3 separate regions of the Mus musculus genome follow, and regions 2 and 3 are each linked to region 1. A link is a loop called in an ENCODE intact Hi-C map of the cell type or tissue named here. Cell type or tissue: heart. All regions are shown on one strand. Region 1 has its middle 28 kb from the start of Gm39478. Region 2 holds the start of Snhg20 (small nucleolar RNA host gene 20). Region 3 overlaps Septin9 (septin 9).

Evidence for each region. A loop is a pair of places that touch in the nucleus more often than their neighbours do. Peaks named below come from ENCODE experiments on the same cell type or tissue, not always from the same donor. Only the 100,000 strongest peaks of a DNase experiment are listed, where the experiment ranks them.
Region 2: a loop joins it to region 1, with 4 times the contacts of the local background. A loop is called at or near these places in 7 of 42 quality-filtered maps.
Region 3: a loop joins it to region 1, with 5 times the contacts of the local background. A loop is called at or near these places in 24 of 42 quality-filtered maps.

Annotation. Positions count from the first base shown.
Region 1 is chr11:117,234,302-117,242,301 of GRCm38, reverse strand. It overlaps a transcript of Septin9 not described here. Among named protein-coding and RNA genes, the nearest start is that of Gm39478, 28 kb to the left of the region's middle. In heart, a CTCF peak has its summit at 3,959 (motif pointing left); DNase peaks (open chromatin) are centred at 923, 3,951, 6,341 and 6,831; H3K4me3 peaks cover 888 bases; H3K27ac peaks cover 1,656 bases.
Region 2 is chr11:117,069,933-117,077,932 of GRCm38, reverse strand. Snhg20 (small nucleolar RNA host gene 20) reads right to left here and starts at 1,150. Exons shown (of 2, transcript NR_027059.1): 1 at 731-1,150. Mir6516 (microRNA 6516) reads right to left here and starts at 585; the gene lies at 476-585. In heart, CTCF peaks have their summits at 1,189 and 4,331 (motif pointing left); DNase peaks (open chromatin) are centred at 1,172 and 5,572; H3K4me3 peaks cover 2,082 bases; H3K27ac peaks cover 2,073 bases; H3K27me3 peaks cover 1,217 bases.
Region 3 is chr11:117,309,685-117,317,684 of GRCm38, reverse strand. All of the region lies in intron 2 of Septin9 (septin 9), which reads right to left. Among named protein-coding and RNA genes, the nearest start is that of Gm34065, 13 kb to the left of the region's middle. In heart, CTCF peaks have their summits at 3,474 and 4,504; DNase peaks (open chromatin) are centred at 644, 4,964, 5,214, 6,384 and 5 weaker places; H3K4me3 peaks cover 1,092 bases; H3K27ac peaks cover 5,496 bases.

The DNA.
Region 1 (8,000 bases):
CCGGTGCCTTTCAAACTTCCCCTGTGTCCAGTTCATTTCTAGTGTTCAAAGAAGCCTTGCTGAGGGGCTGGAAAAATGGCTCAGTCTGGACAACTCCTGCAAAACTGGGTTTGGCTGGCAGCTCACAACCACCTATATAAAATTCTAGCCCCAAGAGACTCTATCCTCTGAGCACCTGCAGTCCCACCCACAGACACAGACAAGCAGACACACAGACACATACAAACACACAGTCACACACATAAGCACACAGACACACACACTAGCAGACACAGACACACACAAAAACACACAGAGACTTACCTTCACACACAGAAGAACACATACACACATACAAGCACACAGACATACACTAGCAAACAGACACACAGACACACACAAACAGATATACATGTTCACACACACTCACAAACACATATATATACACACAGACACACATAGACAACACACACAGACACATACAGATACACAGTCACACACAGACACATAAGCACACAGACACACACACTAGCAAATAGACACAGACACACGCGTTCACACACAGAGACACACATATACACACACAGACATACATAGACACAGGTACACACAGACACATACACAGATATGCACAGACACACATAGACACAAACACATAAGAATAAACCTAGCCAGTCCCCCTGATACACTGACAGGCACATCGGAAAGCCCCCTGCTTTGTATGAGCTGCTCCAGTAAAGACCAAACCCTAAAAAGTCTCCCCAGTTCACAGCTCATGAGTCAGAATTTCCAGAAGACCAGACTTGCTGAGTGGTACCCAAGGAAGGGCAGTCTTAAGGAACGGAGGCCAACCCTTGGGAACTACATTGCCTGGAGACATCCGAGCTGGCCCGAGTAACAGGACAGCGGAGTCCTCTAGAATGAGGGGGTTGCTTGGTGCTGGGCGAAGCCATGTTCCCCACACTTGTGTTAGGAGCACCCCTGTGTTATGACAGGGTCCCAAGAGAAACAGTCTATTTGTCCTGCAATGTATATATACAGCCCTCCAAGCCACAGTAGTGCCAAAACCTACAGTCCTCAGGAAGAGATCTGACAACACTTGCAAGAAACACTCAGTGAGACGCAGAGGCAGCGGATTCTGTGGAGAGACGAGCAGAGGGATGGGGGACTTTTGCATTTTCAGACTTATTTTGTGTGTGTCTGGAGGGTGTGGAAGTCAGAGGACCATGCCGGGAGTCAGGTCCCTCCTTCTGTTGGGTGGGGCCTGGATAGCTGACTCAGGCCATCAGTTTGGTGGCAGGCAGTTTTACCCTCTGAGCCATCCTGCCCCAAAACTCTCTCCCTTCCCTGCTTAAAAAAAAAGACAACTTTTTTTTGGAGCCAAGGTCTCACTCATTCTGTAGCCCTGGCTGGCCTAGAACTCTAAGAGATCTATCTGCGTATCTCTTGCTTCCAAGTACTAGGATCACAGGGCTATACAATCAAATTGGCATGTGTGCAGAACTTGCATGTGTGTGCACGTGTGCCTGCCTGTTTGTGTGAGCACCGCTTACAACGCTGGAGAGGCCAGGAGTGGGAGGCGGATCTCCTAGAACTTCTAGGAGTTCTGGGCAGCTGTGAGCCTTCTTGTGGGAGCTGGGAACTGAACCCAGTTCCTCTGCCAGAGCAGCCAGTGTTCTTTAACCACTGAGCCACCTCTCCAGCCCTCTTCCTTATTATTCAAGTCAGCATCCTGTGTGCCCGAGGCTGCCCGCAAGCTCACTGTTTGTTGATGACCTTGAGCAGTTCTCTTGCCCCTACCCTGTGAGTGCTGGGGTGACAGGTGTTGTCCACAGCCACGCACGGTTTCTGTGGTGCTGACTCCTACGGCCCCGGTCCTCAAATGATTTTCAAGAGAAGTTTCCAAACCACACAACAAGGAAGGAGATGTCAGCAGCCAAAGCTGAGCGACTGCAAAGACGGAGCAGCAGCGGCAGCAGGCAGCAGTGGGCAGCATGAACCTTGACCCTGCCTTACCCCAGACTCTTAGCTGAAGCATAAAAACAGAAACTATCAACATACTAGAAGAAAACTGGCAGTACCTTTGCAACTTGGCAAGAGACAATTCTTATAAAACACAGAAAGTGAAAACCACAGAGGAAAAAAGAGAAAGAAATTGCAAAATGAGACTTCACCAAAAGCGATGGGGACACACTTATGCTTATTTAAAAAAAAAAGAAAAAAGAAAGAAAGAAAAGAAAAAAAAACATGATTAACAAAAGGAATGGCCAAGCCACAGACTGAAATAAACTCCTTGCAAAGCATACATCTGACAAAAGACCAATATCCAGAAGTAATGAGGAAGAGTTGAGCCGTCCAATTTGAAAATGAGCAACAGATTTGAGAAAGATATTTTACAAAGGAAAAATACATGAATAGCTGGGAAGGTCATGAAAATGTGCTGGGCCACATTAGTCATCAGACAGATGCAAAATTAAAGCCAGAGTGAAATAGCACCCACACCCCCACCGCCAGAATGACTAACATTTAAGACTGACAGCAGCAGATGCCAGTGTGAACGCACACCACTGCACACTGCCGCTGGGACTGAAGCCGGATGGCTGCTGTGGGTGAAGATGTAGAAGTTTCTCCCGGAACTAAATAGACACCAAGGGTCTAGGTGCTCCCATGAGACAGATGAAGCAGCTCTCATGAAAGACCAGGATAAGATGTTCATCACGGAGGCCCAACCAGAGGAAACAGGAAAATGTCAAAGCCACAGAAGGGTCGGGCGGAGAGTAGGACCCAGCATGGAACACGCCATGGGGACCCACAGTACTGAGCGACTCTGCCAACATTCGAACTGGATAAAGGAACCCAGGGTGGGAAGTTCCCTGGAGGATACAAAGGCAGCAGCTGTATAGGAAGGGACAGGGGACTGTCCAGGTGATGTCAGTGTTCCATGTTGTGGCTGCAGTTGGAACACACGGTGCATTTACCTGTAAAAAATCACAGGATGGCATGCACAGCATCCAGGAGACACAGAAATGTGGAGAGAGAACCACAGTGGCTAACGATCCATGAGCAGAGGGAGGAGAGGTCATGAGTACTGGTACCTGCAACTTATTAAAACTGCCTCAGTCACCCGGCATGGTGGCACTTGTCTTTGACATCACCCTTTGGGAGATGGAGGTAGAAGGATTAGAAGTTCAAGGCCAACTTTAGCTACAGGAGATTGAGGGTTGCCTGGGCTACATGAGACTCCGTCTCAAAGACAAATTAATTAGTCAACCAAATATGTCTGAGGAGAGCCTGATTGCTGGTGGACAGATGCACACCTAACAAGGAACACTCACGGTAGGGTCCAGCAGGTGGGTGTGTGGGCAGGGTTTCACCGTCTGTCTTCTTGTTTGAAATGTTTTCAGAAAGTTAGAAAATTGGGGCCTGAGCTAGTAAAGAAGTTCTATTGCCTACTGAATGGGCACCTGGGTTCAATCCCAGTGCCATGTAAAAGCTAGGTATGGCTGAACATGCATGTGTATACAGCCACACACACACACACACACACACACACACACACACTCACACACACAAGTCATTTTTGAAAACCAAGGTAATAAACAATACCGGAAGACAACGTTGACCTCCACGCCCGCTCACTGACCACACACACACACACACACACACACACACACACACACACACACACAAGTGGGCTGGAAAAACTTGAGAGATTGAAACACTTCAAACAAAACCTAGGAAAATACAGTACAGAAAGAGTCAGGGGGCACCAGCCTCCTCCCCCGGGTGCCATAGGCTGGGATTGGAATTCAGTGGCTCCTTCTTATTATTTCCTGAGGGTCTCCTCTTGCCGCTTCCCTCCCCTTCAGCCTAATCAAGTTGTACTGGCAGCTCTGCAGCAGCATGCAGCCCTTCTGCAGAGCCAAGGAAAGCAATACCCAAGTACATGGGCTTTTAAGAGCTTGCACCGCCCCCTGCTGGACAAAAAGATCCCTGCAGCTGCCTCTCTATTTCCTGCAAGTAGAGAGTTAGCCCTTGCTGGGCCACCAACACCCTGCAAATAGACAGTGTTGATCAATAGGCTTTGCCTGTCTATAGAACACACCCACCACGTCCACAGTGACTATCCAGGTCCTTGAGGATGGTCCTTGCCCACCAACACAGGTCACAAACGCAGACCAAGGCTACCCTCTCCAGGCAGGACACCAATCCCCAACCCTTTCTCGCCACCTTGGGCTGGGACACCAGGCAGAACCCTGAATCTGTAAGGTATACCTTCTTCTTCTTCTTCTTCTTCTTCTTCTTCTTCTTCTTCTTCTTCTTCTTCTTCTTCTTCTTCTTCTTCTTCTTCTTCTTTTTGTTTGCATGAATGTCTGTGCATGGTGTGTGTCTGTCTGGTACCCTCAGAAGCCAGGAGGAATCATTAGAGTTACAGATGGTTGTGAGCTGCCATGTGGGTGCTGGGGATGAAAACTGGGTCCCCTGCAAGAGCCTTAACTGCTGAGCCATCTCTCAGGTCCTGGAGTACTCTCTTCATTATTGATAGCTATGTCCTGTGACATACACCACACATGTCAACACACACGTGGCTGGGAGCCCTGAACTGGAGAGACCGTCGCCTAGGACACCGGCTGGCCTTATCCAAGTCCAGACTGAGGGCTTCCCAGGATGAGCATGGGGCAAACAGAACAGAGTCAGAGGCCATTTCTTTCCCACCCATTTCCACAGCACCCCTCTCCACTCACACCCTCCTTGGCTCTAACGTCAGAGCCTTTGTTTTTGAGGTCCTCTCTGCCCATGGCTTTTGAACTGTTGGTTTTCTCTGGCTGTTCAAGCCCCCAAGTCAGTCCACCCCTCAGTTGTAGGAGCTTCTAATAACTCCCCATAAACACACACCACCGCAGCCTGGGGAGCTCGGTCAGCAATGTCTTGCAAACAGGATGACCCGAGTTCAAAATCTCAGAACCCTGGTAAAGAGCCTGGTATGGTGACGTGTGCAGTTTCAGCCCAGGTGGGTCCTCAGAGCTCGATGGCCACCTGGCCTACACAACAAGCTCCAGGCTGTTAAGCGACTCTGTCTCAAAACATGTGGTGGGTGGTGCCTGAAGAACAATAGCCAAGGCTGTCCACTGGCTTCTACATGTGCGCACACACACACATACAGACACCACATCTCCTGCTCAAACCCATGTGACAGGCAATGCTGAAGGAATCAAGTGGCCAGGTGGTGTGCTATTCTCCACTCTTCATTGTAAGCTTCAAACCCAGGCGGGTGCTGTGAGGGTAACAACTGTCCACGGAGCAGGAGAAAGTACCGACAGGATAGATCAAATAAGGATCTAATAACCAGCATATATAAAGAGCTCCCTCAACTCAATAACAAAGCAACTTGACTCAAAAATGGGCAGAGCCTGGTGTGAAGGCACACACCTGTAATCCCAGCACTTGATAGGCGGAGGCAGGACCATCAGGGGTTCAAGGCCACCTCAACTATTACTAGTCTTATAACCAGCCCAACACCAGCTACACAGGGAGAATGGTGTCCCCCACAAACGCCTACCACCCCAGACTCTTACTCTGGTACTCTCACACCCCATATCCCCATACCCCTACCACCCCATACGTCTATCCCCCCCCAACACAGAGAGCAGTGTCTGGGAGAAAAGGCTCTTGGGCAAGCTATATGGCTCAACTGGTAAAGGTGCTTGTCACTAAGCCTGATGACGTGAATTCTGTTTCTGCACCCAAATGATGGAAACAGAGAACAGATTTCTTCAAGTTGTCCTCTGACCTCCACACGTGTCAGGGCAAATGTACACAAACACAGATAGACTCTTTTTTTTTTTTTTCTTGAAAGGAAAAAAAAAAAAGGAAAGGCTTTTTGTGGATAGAATGTGGTGGCTTAAGTTGTGATCATCCCAGCTGCCCAGAGGCCTTAAATATCCTCATTTTTAGAAAGGCAGAGGGAGATCTGAGAGAAGCCGGTCACGAGACAGCAGAGGCAGAAGCCAAGAAAGCCGACGCTGCTGGAGCCACCAGGAGCTGGGAAAGCATTGGGCCAAGAGCTGCTTGGAGCTTCAGAAGGAGCTAGCCCTGCCCAGCTCGTTCTGCTTCTGATTTCTGACCTGCAGAGCTAAGCAAAGTCACAGCAATCCATCAGTCACAGCTGGAGCCCGCCAGAGGCTCTGCGGCCAGCCCAGAGGTGGGAGATGAGAGGACTGAATGGGGCAGTGAGCCTCCAGAGAGCCCCGGTTGTCTGCCTGCCCCGTGGCAGAGAAGACCTGGGACCCTGGTGTCTCACTACACAAACCAGACCCCAGCCAGGAGCATACATCCAATGCCAGGGCAGTTGGACCCTTGCAGAGAGCCATGTGTGGATTCCTTACTGGGCAGTGTCTCCCATGATCCCTGTCTGTGACTGCCCCATTGGCCTAGCCTTTCTCACCCTCCCTGTCCTCTCCTTGTCCCCTGGCTGAGTAGAAAGCTCCCTTTTAGAGAGTCAGCCTCTCTCTCTCTCTCTCTCTCTCTCTCTCTTTCTCCCCACCCCGTGCTGAAACACAAGCGCTTGGAACAAGATAAAACTGCTTAATTTCTAAGAGCCACAAAGCCAATCCAGAAGACTGAAAAGAGAAACCACGCCGACCCTTGGCTGAGAACGCAGCATCCCGTGCCTCTGGGGCCTGTCTCTGCTCAGTGACTCATGCCAGCCCTGCTGAGGAGCCTGAAGCATTTGCCTGGGGAAATCTCTGAGAGGACCCCGGGCCAGCCCCACAAGGTGGGAGGGGGAGCGGAAAGGAAAAGAAAGGACAGGGCAGAGCTAAGGATGCCCACTCAAGCCCTGAACCTCTTCCCTGCGGCTAGAAGGTCCCATGGCCCCAACCAGGGCAAGACCACACCCTTGACCACACCTCCTGGGCAGCAGGGCTGGACCGGCTTCAGCCACCAGTCCTTGGGGCATCCAGCCAGCCAGGTCTCCATCCACTGGAGTGCCCTGGCCCACAGCCTCCCAGCGTGGAAGCAGGGATGGAAGGAGGCAGCTTTCATAGCATCTGACACTGAGACAGAATGGCAGGATACAGCACAGCCAGCTGGAAACGGGGAGCCAGCCAAGTGCACACCAAAACCTCAGAAGCCCACCAAGGGGAGGGACTCAGTCTCACTCTACAGATAAGGAAACTGAGGGCAAGCCACAAAGTAATCTGCTCAAGGCCACCCTGCAGGGACAGGGCAAGAGCCTGACTTCCCCGGGGACTGGGGTTAGGATTAGGGCTCCAACTGACCCTAATTAATCAACTGGGTGAAGACCAGGCTGGAGGAGGGGTGGGGGTTTTCCTCTTCTGTCCTAGTCTGGCCATTTACGGCTGAGTTTTGGTTAAGAAAACTTTTGTAAAAATACATCCAAATGAAGGGTTCCTAGAGCGACAGTCATGCCTAGCATGGTGGCCTGTGCCCAGATCCAGTTACTCAGGAGGCTGAAGTAGGGTAATCCTGAGTTTGAGATCAACCAGGGACACATAGCAAGACGACACCTCAAAATGAAAAAAAGAAAATGTAAATGTCGGGGAGAACTGCAACTGTACAGCACCTCCAGGCACAACTGAGGCCCTGGATTCCATTCACAGCCCCCCCAAAAAAAAAGAGGGGGAGGGGAGGACTGGTCTTTGGCCGTGACCCATCCTAAGAGAAGGCACCACGTGAGGATGTAGCTCACTGGTAGAGTGTATGGCCCTGGCACAGTACCCTGGTCCATTCCCAGCATCACATAAACCTGCGGCAGGTTTGTAATCCCAGCAACCTGACCATAGAGGCAGCAGGATTGGGAGTTCAATACCATCCAGGACTACACAGTGAAATTGGGGCCAGGTAACCTGCCTCAAAACAAACAAAAGGAGAAGGTCTCGCTCTGGTCCGGTGCTGCGCTGTCCTTGGCTAAGGGCACCAGTGAGGGTCGGGTGGTGAAGGCCAGGATCCAGGGCTCTCAAAGGCTGCTTTGTTCTCTGGTCAGCCTGTGAATCTCCAAG
Region 2 (8,000 bases), 160 kb after region 1:
TAGAAGACTTCCTAGCATGCATATAGCCTTGAGCTTTATCCGTACATCCCATAAACCACGTGTGCTCGAGGATGCCGGTCATCCAGGCGGCTACCAGAGGCAGAGGAAGGAGGATTAGAAGTTCAAAGGCTGCCCTCAGCTACTTAATGAGTAAAGGCCAGCCTGGGCTAAGTGAGACCCTATCTCAGAGCGGGGTGGTGCAGTTGCTGGAGAGATGGCTCAGCATTGAAGCTGAACACTTGTTGCCCTCTTAAAGGACCTGGGTTCAGTTCCCAGCATCCACACCGGGGCTGACAATACTCTATAATGCCACTTCTGGGAAATCTGGTACCCTCTTGTGACCCCTTGGGGGCACCAGGCAAACATCCACACTCTAAAATAAAATAAAATAATGAATACGTCTTTTTTCTCTTTTTTATCTAAAGTGAGGGGCTTGAGTAATGGTCAAATATTTGCTTTTGGAGGACTGTGCTCAGTCCCCACAGCTTCAGCAGGGCTCCTGTTTGCAGTATCATACATGACCACCAAACTGCTGCTAGGATGTCCACACCTGTTACTGCAAATTCTAACCCCAGGGAAGAGGTTCCTCCTCCTCTGGGATTTTACTTTAGGTCAAGGTCGGGCTGTCTGGTACGGGGCTGCACCCACCTCGGGCGGGTACAGCCACACAGGAGCCTTTTCCCAGACCGTCGGCCTCAGGTCACCGTCCCACCCCCAAGGATTGACATACCTGGGCCAACCAAGCTCAAGTCACTGGAAACGCTCCTCGGGAGGAAGGAGCTTGTGCGTGCTTCCGTCTAGTCGTTGGGGGATGTGGTTCATTTCCTGGGTGGGGAAATAAAAAGACAATTTAATACAATTCTGTGTAAGCGGACGAACCCGTGCGGCGCCTGCAACACAGAAGCAGCCAGTGCCCCGCCGATGGCGGCCCGGGCCTAGGGCCTTCCTACAACTCCAGCCCATCCCGCGATCGCGTGCCGGCCCGGGGTCAGCCTCCTCCCATGGGAGTCCCGGGAGAGGTTTCTGAATCCCACGATCGCCTTCGGGAGGCTCCACGGCGCCCCCGAGCCACGCTGCGCAGGATGCATCCCCTCTGCACGGAGCACGCGAGTTCTCCTCCCCGGCGGAACCAGCTCTGCAAATGCACTTCCGGCCGGAACTGAAGATTTACCATCGAGACGGCCGCTAGAAGGTCGCTCTGGCCTTCGGGTCATCCAGGTCGGCCTTAAAGGGGCCGCGTTCTAGACGCGGTTAGAGCGGCCAGAGTTCCACGCGGCGGTGGGACCTCGTCTACAGGGGCGCAAGCGGGAGGGACTCCCTACTCTTGGGCGGCAGGAGCTAGCCTAGCCACTGACCCTTTATCAATCACGCAGCCCTGTGCAGACCAAAAAGTTGACTTTCCCGAGCCCAGTCAGCCCTGTTGTGGCAAAGGCAGTTGAAACCCAGCTGGTTCTGTTGCAAACCTGTGTGTGACCTTCCATCACAGTATAAACCCATAGGTGGTATCAACTGATACCCGTTGACGTCAGCACCCTCTTGATCCAAAGGCTTCCCAAAATCGCACCTCTGACCTGACCGCCGCAGGACTGTATCTAGAATCATGCCTTCAGCAGAGACCTCCCGAGGAACATGACACCGTGGTCCAGCAAAGGGTTAGTTAGATCTGTGATGTGGCATCTCTGGGCTAAGACCTCCAACCTCCAAAGTGGCATCCAAGTCCTGCATGCAGGTCCAGGTTTCAATCATCCCAAGGTATCCCAGGGGCCAATGGGAAATCCCACGAAAAAAAATTGATCAATAATGCCAGGGCCAAGTCGGTGCTATGTAGTAATTTCCTCCGAAACATCTCACCCGGAGGGAAGCTTGAGAAAGTGCGATCCGGATAGTCCTTAAGACTCTAAGACTCGGAAAATAAGTGACAAGTCTCAAAAAATTCCTAAAGCTTACCAGATTCACAAGGCCCCGCCCTCCTTAATGAGGAGAGACCCTCCGAACTTGTGGAATTAGCCCCAAATCATGCAGAGAGCTCCAGTTTCCAGCTCTCCTGAGCTGTCACTCATGCTGGGCTAGGCTCTTAGTAATGTGAGTGTCTTTGGGCTATCCGTGCTCCTGTGAGTAACCCCAGAAAACTGGCCACTTCATGGGGGCGGGAGGGGCATTTGGTGTCATTGTTACTTTGGTCTGTCATTTAGTAAACAAGGTGGTCTCATCTCCCTAGGGAAAGTGTCACACAGCCATTACCCCTACAGCTGTGGCTCCTTCTAACTGGAATCAAGATCATCTTCAGGTCAGCTAGAGGCGCGGGGAAAGGCAAGGAGAGGGTGCACTCTGTATTTTCAGTAAATGAAGAAAATGACACACGAACCTCATTGAGATGAATGAAGGGTTTTTGCATGTTTCACTGTAATGTGAATCCAACCACTGAATACAGACTCCCCCTTTGAAGGCTATTTTATTTATTTATTGAGATGAGTCTTGTGGATGTAAAAACACAACTGTGGGAAGCCACATGTGCCGTTGCAGAGTGACACTGACTACTGCTGGCCACCACCCATAAGTTTGGACAAACAACCAATGTGTACATATGCAGTAAAGTTTTTTGCAAAGACACTGCCTGGCCTGGGCATGATAATGAGGCTTTGAGAGTATAACCACTCAGATGTGAGACATGCAAATGAGGTATGATAATGAGGCTCTGTGAGGTACAGAGAGAGAATAGCCAATCAGATGAGGAACATGCAAATGAGGCGTAGTGCATAACCAATCCGGGTGTGAGACACGCCTCTCCTAGGCCTATATAAGCAGCACCAGTTCTGGGCTTGGGGTCTCTTCGCCTCTGCAATCAAGCTCTCCCAATAAATGTGTGCAGAAGGATCCTGTTGCAGCGTCGTTCTTGCTGGTCGAGTCCGACGCGCGCAAGACACAACTTTTGCCCCAAAGGAAATAAGAGATAATTTATTCTGGAGCCATTTGTTGTTGTTGTTGTTTTCGAGACAGGGGTTTCTCTGTATAGCCCTGGCTGTCCTAGACCAGGTTGGCCTCGAACTCAGAAATCCGCCTGCCTCTGCCTCCCCAGTTCTGGGATTAAAGGCATGCACCACCACGCCTGGCTCTGGAGCCAAATTTGAGGGACCAAAATTCAGGAAACACAGGGCCAGGTTACTTCAGGTCCATGTCTGTGGGAAATTGCAGGCTGGTATCCAGTTGAGCTGAGGTCTGAACCCCGATGGTCATAATTCACCTACATGACATGGTAGGCGTTCCCTTATGCTCCTGGAACTCTGGCTCCTGCCTAAGTTACCACCTCCCACACCCTCCACAAGAGAAGCATGGTCAGTGGTAAGTAGTCGTGTAAGCAATGGCCCAAGCTTCTGACCTTCAGGCTAAACTCCTCCCCAGTTACCTAGCAACAGTGAAGACCATAAAAGGGGCTGTTAGGCCCCCACCTTGATCTCTTACTCCTTTGTTCCCTTACCTCTCACTTCTCTCTCCTCTTCCCTTTCTCTTTGTCTTCTCCTCTCTCTCTCTTTCTCTCTAGCCTCTCTCTCTCCCTTCTCTCTTTCCCCTGCATTTCTATAATAAAGCTCTTAAACCATAGAAAATCTCTGTTCCATCAAGACCCGCTGCACACTCTGATCAGTGTTGGGAACTTCTTCCCCTATCCTGTCTCTCCTATAACCCCAGGGCGACAGGGTGTGGCCTCGGGGGTCCCTGGTCAGGGACAGCCCCTTCTCCACCCATCAGAGGCTTAGATCTCCACCGGGAGCCATGTGGAAAGTGCCTGGCAGTCTCCCTGAGTCCACCTGCCCAGAGCACAGGCACTCTGGCCGGACATGGCATATTTTCCCTTCCCATTCTCCCTGGGCCTCCCCGCCCCCCCTTTTTTTTGTCCCCACATGAAAGTGGTTTCCTTAGGTTTGTAAAGTAATAAAACAAAGAAGGACTTAAAACAAGGCATTTTAGGGCTGGCGAGATGGCTCAGTGGTTAAGAGCACCAACTGCTCTTCCGAAGGTCCCGAGTTCAAATCCCAGCAACCACATGGTGGCTTACAACCTTCCGTAACAAAATCTGATGCCCTCTTCTGGAGTATCTGAGGACAGCTACAGTGAACTTACATATAATAAATAAATAAATCTTTAAAAAAAAAAAAACAAAAAAAAACCAAGGCATTTTGTAAAAATCTATCAGTGGAGGGCTGGAGCATCGGCTCAGCATTAAGAGCACCGGCTGTTCTTCCAGAAGACCTGGGTTCAATTCCTGGCTCCAAATAGCAGCGGAGCAACATCTGCAAGTCCAGTCATGTGGGAGTACAGCGCCACCGTCTGGTCTCTCTGGGCACACGCCCGCAAAAGCATTCCTAGACATAAAAAATTAAAAAAAGAAAAATTTAAATACACTGATGGAGACAAGAAAGGCGGTTACAAGATGGTGGAGTCTCTCCTATAGGACTCGGGTGCATTTTTAGCTTTTAGATTGGCAGAAACTAAGTTAATAGATTCTAAAAGCTTTTTTCCCCTCTCACTCACAAAAACGTTAGTACGGACACAGAGATGGACCAGGGATGGCTACTTAAGAGGCACAGATGAGCCCATGATAAGGTAATTAGGGTCTTGGCCGGCAGGCAGTGTTGTGACTACTCTGTTGTTCCATACCACAGCAATTCCCATCAGCCTCTGCCGGAACATTTCCAGGAATCCTCATTTATAGTCTCATGTAGCCCAGGCTAGCCCGGAACTCTATATGTAGTTGAGGATAACTTTGGTTCCTGACCCTCCTGCCTCTGCCTCTCCAGTGCTTGGATTTCAGGTGTATTGCACGTTTGGCTGTCTTTTACTCTCGGTGGGAGTCTCTTCATCTGACAGTCTTGAAGTCACCCAGAGGCTTTGTGGGAGAAAGCCCTGGAGGTTTCCAGGCCCCCTCCCACCCCGCTTCTCTGTCCACACTTAGTGATTTAGTTTTGCTTGCTCCACATTCCTCAACTTCCGTTGTCTGGTTTTCATGCTGGAACAGCCCAGCTTGGTTTTACTCTATTTTATCAGCTTACATGATAATTTAAAATGTTTTAGGCTAGCAGGCAGTGGTGGCACACACCTTTAATCTCAGCACTTGGGAGGCAGAGGCAGGCAGATCTCTGTGAGTTTGAGGCCAGTTTGGGCTACAGAGTGAGTTTTATAACAGACAGGGCTACACTGAGAGACCCTGTGCTGGAAACTGAAAGAAAATAAAAAAACAATTAGAACAAGTCCAACAATAAAAACAGTGGCTTGCAGCAACCGTGGCATTAGGCTCTTTGTGACTGGAGTGAAACTCCGGTCATCCTGGAAAGAAAGCCTTCTGTGTCCCTTGGGCTAATAACACACCAGTGAGCTATCCTGAGGACATAGTTTTCCCTCACTGTGTTGACCAGACTGGCTGAAAACTCCTGGGCTGGAAAGAATCTCCTGCCTGAACCTCCCAAGTAGCTGGGGCTACAAGTTCCCTGTGGTGGCCACATGGGTCGGCTGAACTGTTTCTGCCACGTGGAGACAGAGAGGACCGGGTCCCAAGATGAGCAGAACCAGGCAGCCAGAAGCTGCGGAACAAGAGATGCATTCCATAGCCCCGAGCGCCCCCTGGTGGCGTCTCTGAGTAGTGCAACCCGCCGCATCGTGCTGTCGGTGAGGTCAGAAGCGGACCAGACCCCAGTCCTGGTCTGTGACTCACTAGACCATTAGGGAAATAAGCAAACAAACAAAAAACACAAAAAAACAGCCCACCACATCTCCCTGAAATGTGTTAAATAGTCAACGAGACTGTGTGAGAAAGATTAGTTGGTGGACTTTCCCAGCTTAGAAAGACGCAGAAAGCCGGGCATGGTGGCGCACACCTTTAGTCCCAGCACTCGGGAGGCAGAGGCAAGCAGATTTCTGAGTTCGAGGCCAGCCTGCTCTACAAAGTGAGTTCCAGGACAGCCAGGGCTATACAGAGAGACCTGTTTGCCTCGAAAAACAAAAACAAACAAACAAACAAAAAAGAAAAGAAAAGAAAAGAAAAGAAAAAAGAAAAGAGAGACGCAGAAACATTTCAAAAGCACAGGCTTCATTCAGTTCCTGGTACCCAATGGCAGCCCAGCATCATCTGTAAGTCCAGTCCCAGGGGATCCTGAGCCCTGTTCTGTTCTCTCTGTGCACATGGCATGAACATGGCACATAGACATACACACACACAAAAGCATTCATATACATAAAAAATTTTACAATGGAAAAAAAACTTTAAATACATTAGTGGAGACACAAGAGAGCCAGTTGCAACATGGGGGAGTCTCTCCTATAGGACTCAGGTGCTGTCTGATGACATTCTTAGCTTTTAGATTGGTGGAAGCTAGTGAATAGATTCTAAAATATGCTGACGGAGTCGATGGAAATTCCCAAGAAAAGAGATTTAACGTCCAGGGCCAAAGTTCTTAAGGGGAGCTTACATGTGAGCCATGTGTTAGGGTTCTCTAGAGCTCCAGACTGATAGAATGGATCCGTATATATAAAAAGGGCAGTTGACTATAGTGACTTACAGGCTGTGGACAGCTTGGCCAGCAATGCTGTGTCCTGAGGCAAAGGCCAAGGGTCTAACAGCTGTTCAGTCCAAGAGGCTGGAAGTCTCAGCTCGTCGCCAGTATACTTTGGAATCTTAAAGACCCAGGCTCTAACGCCAGGGAAGGGATGCCTCAGCGATAGGGTAGATGAATGTGCCAAAATGAGCAAGAGCAAGCAGGCAAAATGTGAAGGCATCCATGCCATTTTATGTAGGTTGCCATCAGCAGGCATGTCCAGTGGCTTGGATTTTAGATGTGGTGAAATTGGACAGGAAAGAGGTGTCCCATCTAGGTGAGCCCAGAAGCAGTGATCGGGCTGTAGAGTTTACACTGGCGTTTGAGGGATTTCCGCTGGCTGTGTGTCTTGTGCACAAGGCTCTTTTCTAAGCACTGCAGAAATGGGTTTCTATTTCCAGAAGGGGTGAGGTTGCAGGTGTCAGTGTCTCTGCTGCAGATGCAGAGTGCGTGGAGGGGTCTGCAGAGGGCTCTGCAGCTGTCTGCAGTAGGGCGGGTAGCTTTGGGGTGTTTCTGTAGAATGTCAGTGCCGTGTGATGAGGAATGTCTGTGCTTGTGCTGGGGACCTCACAGAGGGCATGACCCAGGGCCTCATACACTCAGCCACTGTCCTTGAATCCTCACCGCCTGTGTAGGAGTTTGTTGTACCTTGTGACTGTGGCTCCTTAAACTTGGTTTTTATTCAATTATTTTTTTTAGGCACTGGGCTGGAACCTGGAGCCTTTTGTATTTGAAGCAAGCATCCCCCCCCCCACCCCCTCCGCATCCTCCACACACATACCTGCCACATTCCCAAGATGGAGGTTCTTTGTATAGACCTGGCTGGCCTGGAGCTCACTCTGTACACCAGGCTGGCTCCTGGACCTTTTACTCATGTGTAAAAATTTTAAAGTAGGCAGATGAGATGGCTCAGCAGGTAAAGGTGCTTGCTGCCAAGACTACTGACTGACTTTCGATCCCCAGGGACCCTCAAGCTGTGTTGTGAGTGCATAAACATTCTCTCTTTAAGTAAGTAACACATCTCCATCTTACTTTTTGAGATGGGGTCTCTCACGATTCACCTGGACTGGCCAGTGAGTCCCAGTCATCCTTCTGTCTCCACCACTGTAGTGCTGGCATTTCAGGGTGGAGTGGTTTGAATAAGAATGCCCCCTTCCCTTAGGCCAGATTTGAATATTTAGTTTTCAGCTGGTGGAAGTATTTAGGAAGAATTACCAGCCTCCATGTTCCCCACCGTGATGGTCACAGGCTCTGAAACTGTAAGCAAGGCCCCAGCTGCCTTGGTCACGGAGTCGCATCATCGCATCATCGCTGTAGAGGAGTAGCTAAGACATGGGCACACTCCACCATCCCCCCATCTCTTTTTTTTTTTTTTTAAAGATTTATTTATTTATTTATTACATGTAAGTACACTGT
Region 3 (8,000 bases), 75 kb before region 1:
GAGGATCTTCACACGGTGGCCAAGGACAGTGAAGAGGGGGTCCTTCATGACATCCCTGGGCAGCCTGGGCTCAGGAACAGCTCATTGTGAGCTTCAGCAAATGGCTTCTCCCTTGCGGCTGAAGCCATCTGGAGCCGGCTTTCTGCTGCCGGAAGCCTAAACGCATCCAGCTACGGACGGTGGTGGGCACCCTGGGAAGGGAGGGGATCCTCTGACTTGAACTGGCAGTGCTTAAGTGGACAGTCCCCTCTGAGAGCCAAGGGACAGGGGCTCCCGGGGAAAGGAAACACAGCCGGCTGCTCTCTGTGAGAACAGAGACCGAGATGGCAACTCAGATCCCAAGTCAGCAACTCCGTCCGTCCCTGGGATTCTGTCCGTACCCCGCTAGCTGGCTGCCAGGGAGAGCAGTCAGTTGTCAGCATCCTGAGATCCAAGAATAAGCTGAGAAGGGAAACTACCAGGCAAGTTGCTGGTAAGAGCCACTGTTTCCTGTCCATCCCCCCCACTTCCTTAAGCCCCACTCAATCCTTCCACTGCCCCCAGCAGTGAGATCAGGAACTGGGGCACAGAAGGGTTAAGCAGCTAAAAGCTGACATGCAGCAGCAGCAGCAGCAGCACAAGAGAGCCTTCCTCTGTCCACCCACCCCGAGGACAGAGGTGACACAGCAAGAGTCTCCAAGAACTTCACATTCCAGCCGGAAACAGGAAGCCAGGGAGCAGCGCTTTGTTCTGCGTTTGGCTCAACATTCCCACATCTCAGCTGCAGCCTGAGTGGGCGGATGGACAGATGGGTGGGCGGGTGGACAACAGACGGGTAGGTGGAGGGATGGATGCCTGGCTGAGGAGGAGGGCAAGAAGGACAGACACAACAAAGGGAGCTCTTGCTGTATCTGCTGGCAGTGACAAACAGGTCAGACACTCTTCCTGAGGCCACATCACGCAGACTCATCCGTCTCTCCTCATGGTCTCAGGAGCAGGTGCTGCTATGAACCTGTTACACAGAGATGCCTACCTTGGCTAGTGTGTCATTGCCAGAAAGACCTGGCCCATGGCAGAGCTGGACAGCAAGCCAGGGTTCCCCTAGCCAGGGTTTGCTCAACCAACACAGGACAGCAGGCACTGGTCCTAGCTCAGACCCCACGGCCTCTGCTGAGAACATCCCCACTTGCTTCCAAGCTGAGCAGAAAGAATAGATGGAGCATCCCCAGGTGACACCGGGGAGAAGCCCGGGAGCTCACATTTGTTTAAAATGTAAAAAAATCCTACTAGACGTGATGCACATGCAAGTAGCCCCAGCATCTGGGAAATGGAGGCAGGAGGATCACCAAAATAAAATCACAACCTCAGCTACATAATGAGTTCGAGGGCGGCCCAGGCTAGGAGAGTCTATTTCAAAGAAAGCTAAAAGCAAACAAACACAAAATTAACCTAAATTTAAAATCCCAAGCCGTGTACGATGGTGCATACCTGTAATCCTAGCACTTGGGAGGCAGAGGCAGGAGGATCACCATAAGTTCAAAGACAGTTTGGTGTATGGAACATGTCCTAATGGAGCCAAAACAAGCAGGGAACAAAAGGGCTGGTGGCCCTGGAACCCGGATGCTGGAAGAGAGAACTACTCCCTAAAGTTGTCCTCCGATGTCCACGTGTGCACTTACACACAAATAAAGAAATGTAAAAATACACACATGCATAGCGGCACGAGCCAGGCATGGCGGTGCACACTCGTGAAGTTAATCCCAGCACTCAGCAGGCAGACGCAGGGAAATCAGAAGCTCAAAGCTAGCCTGGGCTACATGAAAGCCCACCTCAAATAAAAAAAAAAAAAAGAATTAAAATTCCCGCTGAGTGGGATGGCGCATGCCTGCAACCCCATAGCATTTAGAAGGCTGAGACAGGAGAGTTGCCTTGAGTCTTAGGCCAGCCTGGTCCATAGAGTGTTGTCTCAATAATAATAATAATAACAACAACAATTATAATAATAAGATAAAAGCAGGGGCCTTCCAATGAGAAGACAGCACTTCCAGCAGCCCTGGCGTCCGTCCCGGCCTCGCCTGACAAATAGCAGCTGGCCAGAGCCGCTGGCAGGCCTGGGCTGGTTAGTCTTCCCCACCAACTCTCTGAGATGAGAATCACTCTTCAGAAACATCCTAGAGCCAAGAACTGGATGTAGGGCAGGCGCCACCGTGGTCCCTTTCCCAATTCCAACACGGCCACCGCTGGCTGCAAAGAGCCCTGGGGTTCAGCCAGGGTTTGTGTCAACATTCTCTGATTCATCTGCAGCCTGCTGGGGTTCCTCCACCCCAGCAGGCATGACAACCCCAGGAAAAATGCGGGCATGGCGGGAACCCCAAGCTGTAGGAGGGCAGGCTGTCCAAGGCCAGCTCTGTGGAGTCCTCTGGGTCAAGCCCTCCAGGGGCTCCTGAGAGTTCTGCTGGCTTCAGTGACTGAGGCTTGGGCAGAGGAGGGTGGGGTGGAGTGCCCTGCGCTAAGGGAGGGTGGCTTGTACCCTCACTGGGTCAGCTCCTGTCTCCAATGTCACTGTCTCTCCCTCTGGCTGGGATGAAGGTCGGCAGGGACTGAGGCCTGACTCCCAGCTAAGGAGGTGGGGAGGGACACACCCTTCTTAGAGACCGGTGTGCAGGACATTAACCCTACCAGAGCAACCCACGGTCTCTGTCCTCACGGGAGAAGAAGCATAACCACAGACCTGCCTCTACCACTGACCCCTGAGCATGGTGTCCGCCGACCAGCCAGGGTTGGGACTCTTAGGCCCCTTGTATAGGCTCCATACAGGGGACCAGAAGATTCCAGGAAGCGCCACTGTTTGTAGGTGGGCACAGAGAAACCCAGAGATCACAGCTTATTCTCTCACCGCAGGATCATCTCTGCAGTGGGACTGCATGCCCACAGCGCAGGCTACAGGTCACTATCCCTGACACAAGGCCACCATAGCTGTTCTTTGCCTGGCTTCCTTCCATATGCCTTTGCTGCAAGACTTCTGGTGAGTCAAAGGTCCGATTCGGATCCTATGGCTGCCGTGCACCTGCTGTGTGACCATGGGCCGGGGACTCAGCCAATCTGGGCCTCCTAAGTTTCTAAGAGTGTTAGAGGAGACGGTGCAGACAGCTGGGCTCAATGACTGGCAAATGGGGCAGGGGGGAACAGGTAAGGCTAGGTCTGCAGCAGCCGTTGGTAGGACTGCCGTGATCCTGATAAGGCATGCAGACCAGATCGGATCAGAGTGCTCGGGTAGAAATATGGGTAGGTCCAGGTCACCAGACAGTGTGCTGTGTGGCCCAACAGACTCCATAGTAGAACCAGGACGGTGTAACTACAGAACAGGCATTGCCCAGATCTGAACAGTACGGGATTGCCAAATGGGGCAACTTAGTTACCTCTCCACCATCTTCCCCTCACCCCAGGCAGACAGTGCCTACCCACAGCACAAGCCTGCCCCCTGGCCTCAGAATCCTTAATACATGAAGGCTTGAGCCAGGGACGGGAGCCAACCCTGTGGCAGAAATACACTTGACTCATGAGTCTTGCAGGCACACTAGGAGGGTGAGGTAGGCACCTCCTATAGCTACAGCAAACGCACTCCGAGAACGGTTGGATGGCAGGTGTGGAGAGCGGGTTTGCTTTGGTTTTTGTTGTTTTGTTTTTGAGGTAGGGTGCCTCTGCCTCTGTGTAGTCCAGGCTAACCTCAAACTCACGATTCTCGTGCCTCAGTTTCCCAAGTACAGGGATCGCAGGCACGCACAACCAACGTTTGCCTCCTCTGTGGCTTCCAGAACAACCTCACCCTCCACCCTCAGAGTGGGGGCAGTAGGCCCACCCTGGCCCTCTCTCCTCTTCCTTCCCCCATCCTCTGGGACCAGGTCAACCCCTGAAGCATTTCCCATGGTTATCACCCCTGTTCATGGTTTAGGGGCTGCCGCTTCTGCCAGGATGCCCTCTCTGACTGCTTCTTCAGGCGTTCACAGCATCTCCACCATATTCCCCTAGTAGTCCAAGGGCATTCACACAGCATGAATGATGACAAGCCATTAGTCCCCGCACCCACAGCCAGGGCCAGAGAGAGGGCTCAGGGGGTGAAGCTGCTCGCAGCCAAGTCTGACAATTAGCAGGAGGGTCTGAGCCCCATTAGCTACCTCAGCCTTCTGCAGGTGCGCTATGGCACGCACGCTAAATAAAGTGTAAAAATAAAGTTCAAAAGGACTGGGCTGCCAGGTCCTCAACACTGCTTGCGGACAGCCTCCCAGGGCAGGGACTCCAGCTGTGTTGGCTGAAGAGAGGAAGGGCCCTCTGAGGCCACGGCCCTGAAGCTGGCAGCAGAGTGAAGCAGCCAGGAAAAGGAAGGATCCATCTCTCTCCAGCAAGGAGCAGGCACCACAAACACCCAGCTGTGAAGACAAGCCTTTGTGGACCAGGAGACACGCCAGGCACAGAGCGCAGGGCTGGCCGCTCAGCAGATGTGAGACCACTACCCGCTGCCAGGGGGCGCCCTTCACACAAATCACCTGGAGAGGCTAGCTCTCCTGGGGTGGCCAGACTGCAGGGGGCATCGTGGGATGAGGTCAGTCACCCATGGGAGGGGCTGGAGAACAGACTCAGGATCTATCTGGCAAATAACTTTAGGCCTCACAGAAGTGCAGGCCGGAAGCTTCTTCCTGCCACTGGGACACTCCTCAGCCTGTGCTGGGATGGACTGGAAGATGCAGGAGATGCCCGTGTAGATAGGGAGGGCTGGGCCTGAGCGGTGGCACATACAAGTCTCTCTCAAGCTGGCTGGTGACTGGGTACAGTGATGCTGAGCCACGAAAGCCGTGAGTGGGTCACGGTGACAGGCCTGGAGTCCAGACTGCATCACACAGACTTCCGGAGCTGCTGGCTTGTTTCCCACGCAGCTGGTTTTCCTGGGAGGCCGGTCCTGTAGACTCAGTCCCTGGCCAGCATGACCTCCCACAGCTGGGCCCTTCCTCCTGTGCTTGGTCACATGGTGCAGGCCAGAGGGGCTCCAGGGGAGGAAAGGCCACCAGGAAGAGTTTGCTGAGGGACTGGGCTGGGGGGCCGGGGAAGAGCTCGCTTTGGCCCAGGCATGGACAGGCAGAGACGGACGTTCATGGGTGGCTATTCAGTATCACTGGTCACCCAGCCCTTTCTGACAGTGGGAATCTAGGCTGGCTCCTATCCTGACGGACAATTCCCACTTCCTCCTGGGCACTGAGCCGACCCTAACATCAGCCCTCCCTCAGCACCAGGGCTCCAGAAGGACCCAGATTTCCGCTGGCCCGAGCTTTAGCAAACCAGTGCCTGGAACAGCTCCGAAAAGCACTTTGTTTGACTTGTTTATTTAGAAACAAGAGTCTCACGTAGCCCAGGCTGACCTCAAACTCACTCTGGAGTCAAGCATCAGCCTGAGTTTCTGTCCTCCTGCTTACACTTCCCCAATGCTCAGACTACGGGCGGGCGGGGACCACCGCACTCAGTTTATACAGCGCTGGGGTCTGAGCCCAAGGGTCTTTTGCATGGGAGCAAGCATTCTACCAACCAAACCACACTCAGCCAGAAAACTCGCTGGTACAAAGTGGTTTCCAGCAACACCTCTCACCAGACTCTTCCCAGAGGCTTAGGAGGGAGGAAGACGCCAGCAACCCATTTTATAGACACATCAACTGAGTCATACAGAGACTTCCCAAAGCTAAGTGCTACAGAGTCAGCAGAAAACACAGCAGGCAGAGGATAGCTCTGATCCTGTATCAGGGTCGAAGACAGCCCTGGGAATATGGGGCGGGGCACAGAAGAAGGTTCTAAACAAAGCAGGAGGCACAGAGGAGTGAAGATCACCAGTGCAGTAATTGGCCTCACAGCACAGCAGCATCTGCGTGTCCAATTGGCGAATCCAAGTAAGGCCAACGGTCCCCTGTATCTCTGCCTCCTGCCAGCTCTCCCGAGGGACCACAGAAGTGAGGCTCTCACTTTATGGAGTATCCAGAGACCCCTCCTGTTGGGCCAAGGAGGCTAAGCAGAGGCCACCACCCCCTCATGCACTACGGAAACCACAGGTCTCTTCCTTCACCTGCCAGCTGAGGCTCGGAGGCAAACACTCTAAGCTGTGTGGCCTGGAGCCAGTGGTTCCCTCTCTCTGCGCCTCCTCTTCAACACTAACCCAGCACTTGGAACATGTAAGAACGAACACAGCAAGGATCCAGAATTAATGAACTATTAATGCGGCCGGGAGTTAAGAGGACAGCCTCCAGAGCTGTCCCTAAAATGGAAACAAATCTCTCGACTCCAAGCAGGGCAGAATGGAGCCAAGGGCAGCCTCCCGGGCCAGCTTCTCCTGGGCTGAGCCGGGCTCGGGCCCTCAGCCACCCTCCTGATGATGTCATGCTGGCACCTGCTTCTACAACACATGTTTGGACTTTCCAGCTTGTTTGCCCCTCCCCACCGACCTTCCCCCACTCTTTCTTACTCATTCTTTCCCTTCATTGCTGTTCAAAAAAAAATCTCAGAGGCCAAATGTGTCAGCTGGCTCCCTGGAAGAGTGTCTGTAGCCAGGATGAAGGGCTATGAGTGGCAGGAGAGTCTTGAGATGCAGAGACTGGGAGAACCTTGAGATGGGTTACCGGAAACAGCCAGGGTCCACCTGGATGCTCACACAGCCTCCCCGACACCGGTCCTCTATTTAGGGGCTATAATTCCTCTGTGTGCGTGAGTGAAGGCCAGAGAGTAATCTGACAGTCTGATGTGTCATTCCTCAGAGCACCATCAGGTAGTTTGTTTTTAAAGACAAAGATTGGCGTGGGGTTCACCACGTAGGCTGGGCTGGCCAGCCATTGAATCCCAAGGACCTGCTTGTGTCTGCCTCCCCGCCACCAGCATGCTTGACTTTCTACTTGGGTTCGAGGCATGATTCTTAGGTCCTCATGCTTGCTATTGAGGAATCCCACCATGTGTTCACCAGCCTAGCACAGAGGCTGCGTGCTGGTGCAAGACCGTCCTCCCGAGTGGTCCCCAGATGGGAGGCAGGAGAGGGACGAGTGGCCTGTTCCTGCTAACAGCTTGTTGGACATGTAGAATAACCTTTATTCTGGTTTTCCACCTGGCACTGGGCCAGAGGATAAGGGGAGGCTGGGAGGTAAGCAGGGCCAGGAGACAGGAGACCTCAGGGCACTTTCTCTGCAGACAGAGGCATCCCTGGAAACTGTTGGACAAGAGCTTTCCCCAGGAGACTGCATGCCAGCACAGAATCCAAAGCCACACAGAGGAAGCCAGGAGGGCAGATGACATCCTTATACTGTGGGCTGCAGGCAGGTGGCTGAAGTTCTCTGAGCCTTGACTCCCTGATCTGGAAGATGACTGGGGTCAGAGGTCAGTGCCCCTTTCCCAGGTCCAGCTTCATGGGCCTCACCATCCTACCCATCAGTGCCAGGCCCTATGTCAGGACAGACATTTTCTAAACTCTCCAGGCCTCTTTCTCTCACCGCAGCTTGGCCCACCTCAACCCCTCCACCCACAGCTCTGAGGGTTGCTCAGGGCCAGAACCTAGAAATGAAAAGACAAGGCCAGGAGTTCCCCTCCCAGTCCCCTGGGCCACATCGGCTGGCTGACCTCCCAGGAAGCAGGACACAGGCTACTGTCCTGGCTGCCCTGTCTGGCTCCAGGACAGGCAGGGGATGGCTAGGTTCAGTCTGCTTCTGCATCTAGGCTCCTGGGGTGGCCACAGTGAGCCCTGGGCTGAGTCGCAGGTGGCCCAGGATTGCTGGGTGCTGTTTAAGCCAATGCACACCCATCTTAGAGCTCACTCCCAGGAAGACTAAAAGAAAAGCCCAGGGGCTTCATAGGATGCTAGACCTGAGCAGCTGGGCTGTGAAAAGGAAGAGGCCAGTCCCTGTAGACCAGACACCCTGCATCCTGCACCCAGGCGTGGTTTCAGGCGATCCCGTGGAGGAGGCCAGGGTATACGATCTCTTCCACACTGCGATCCTCCACCC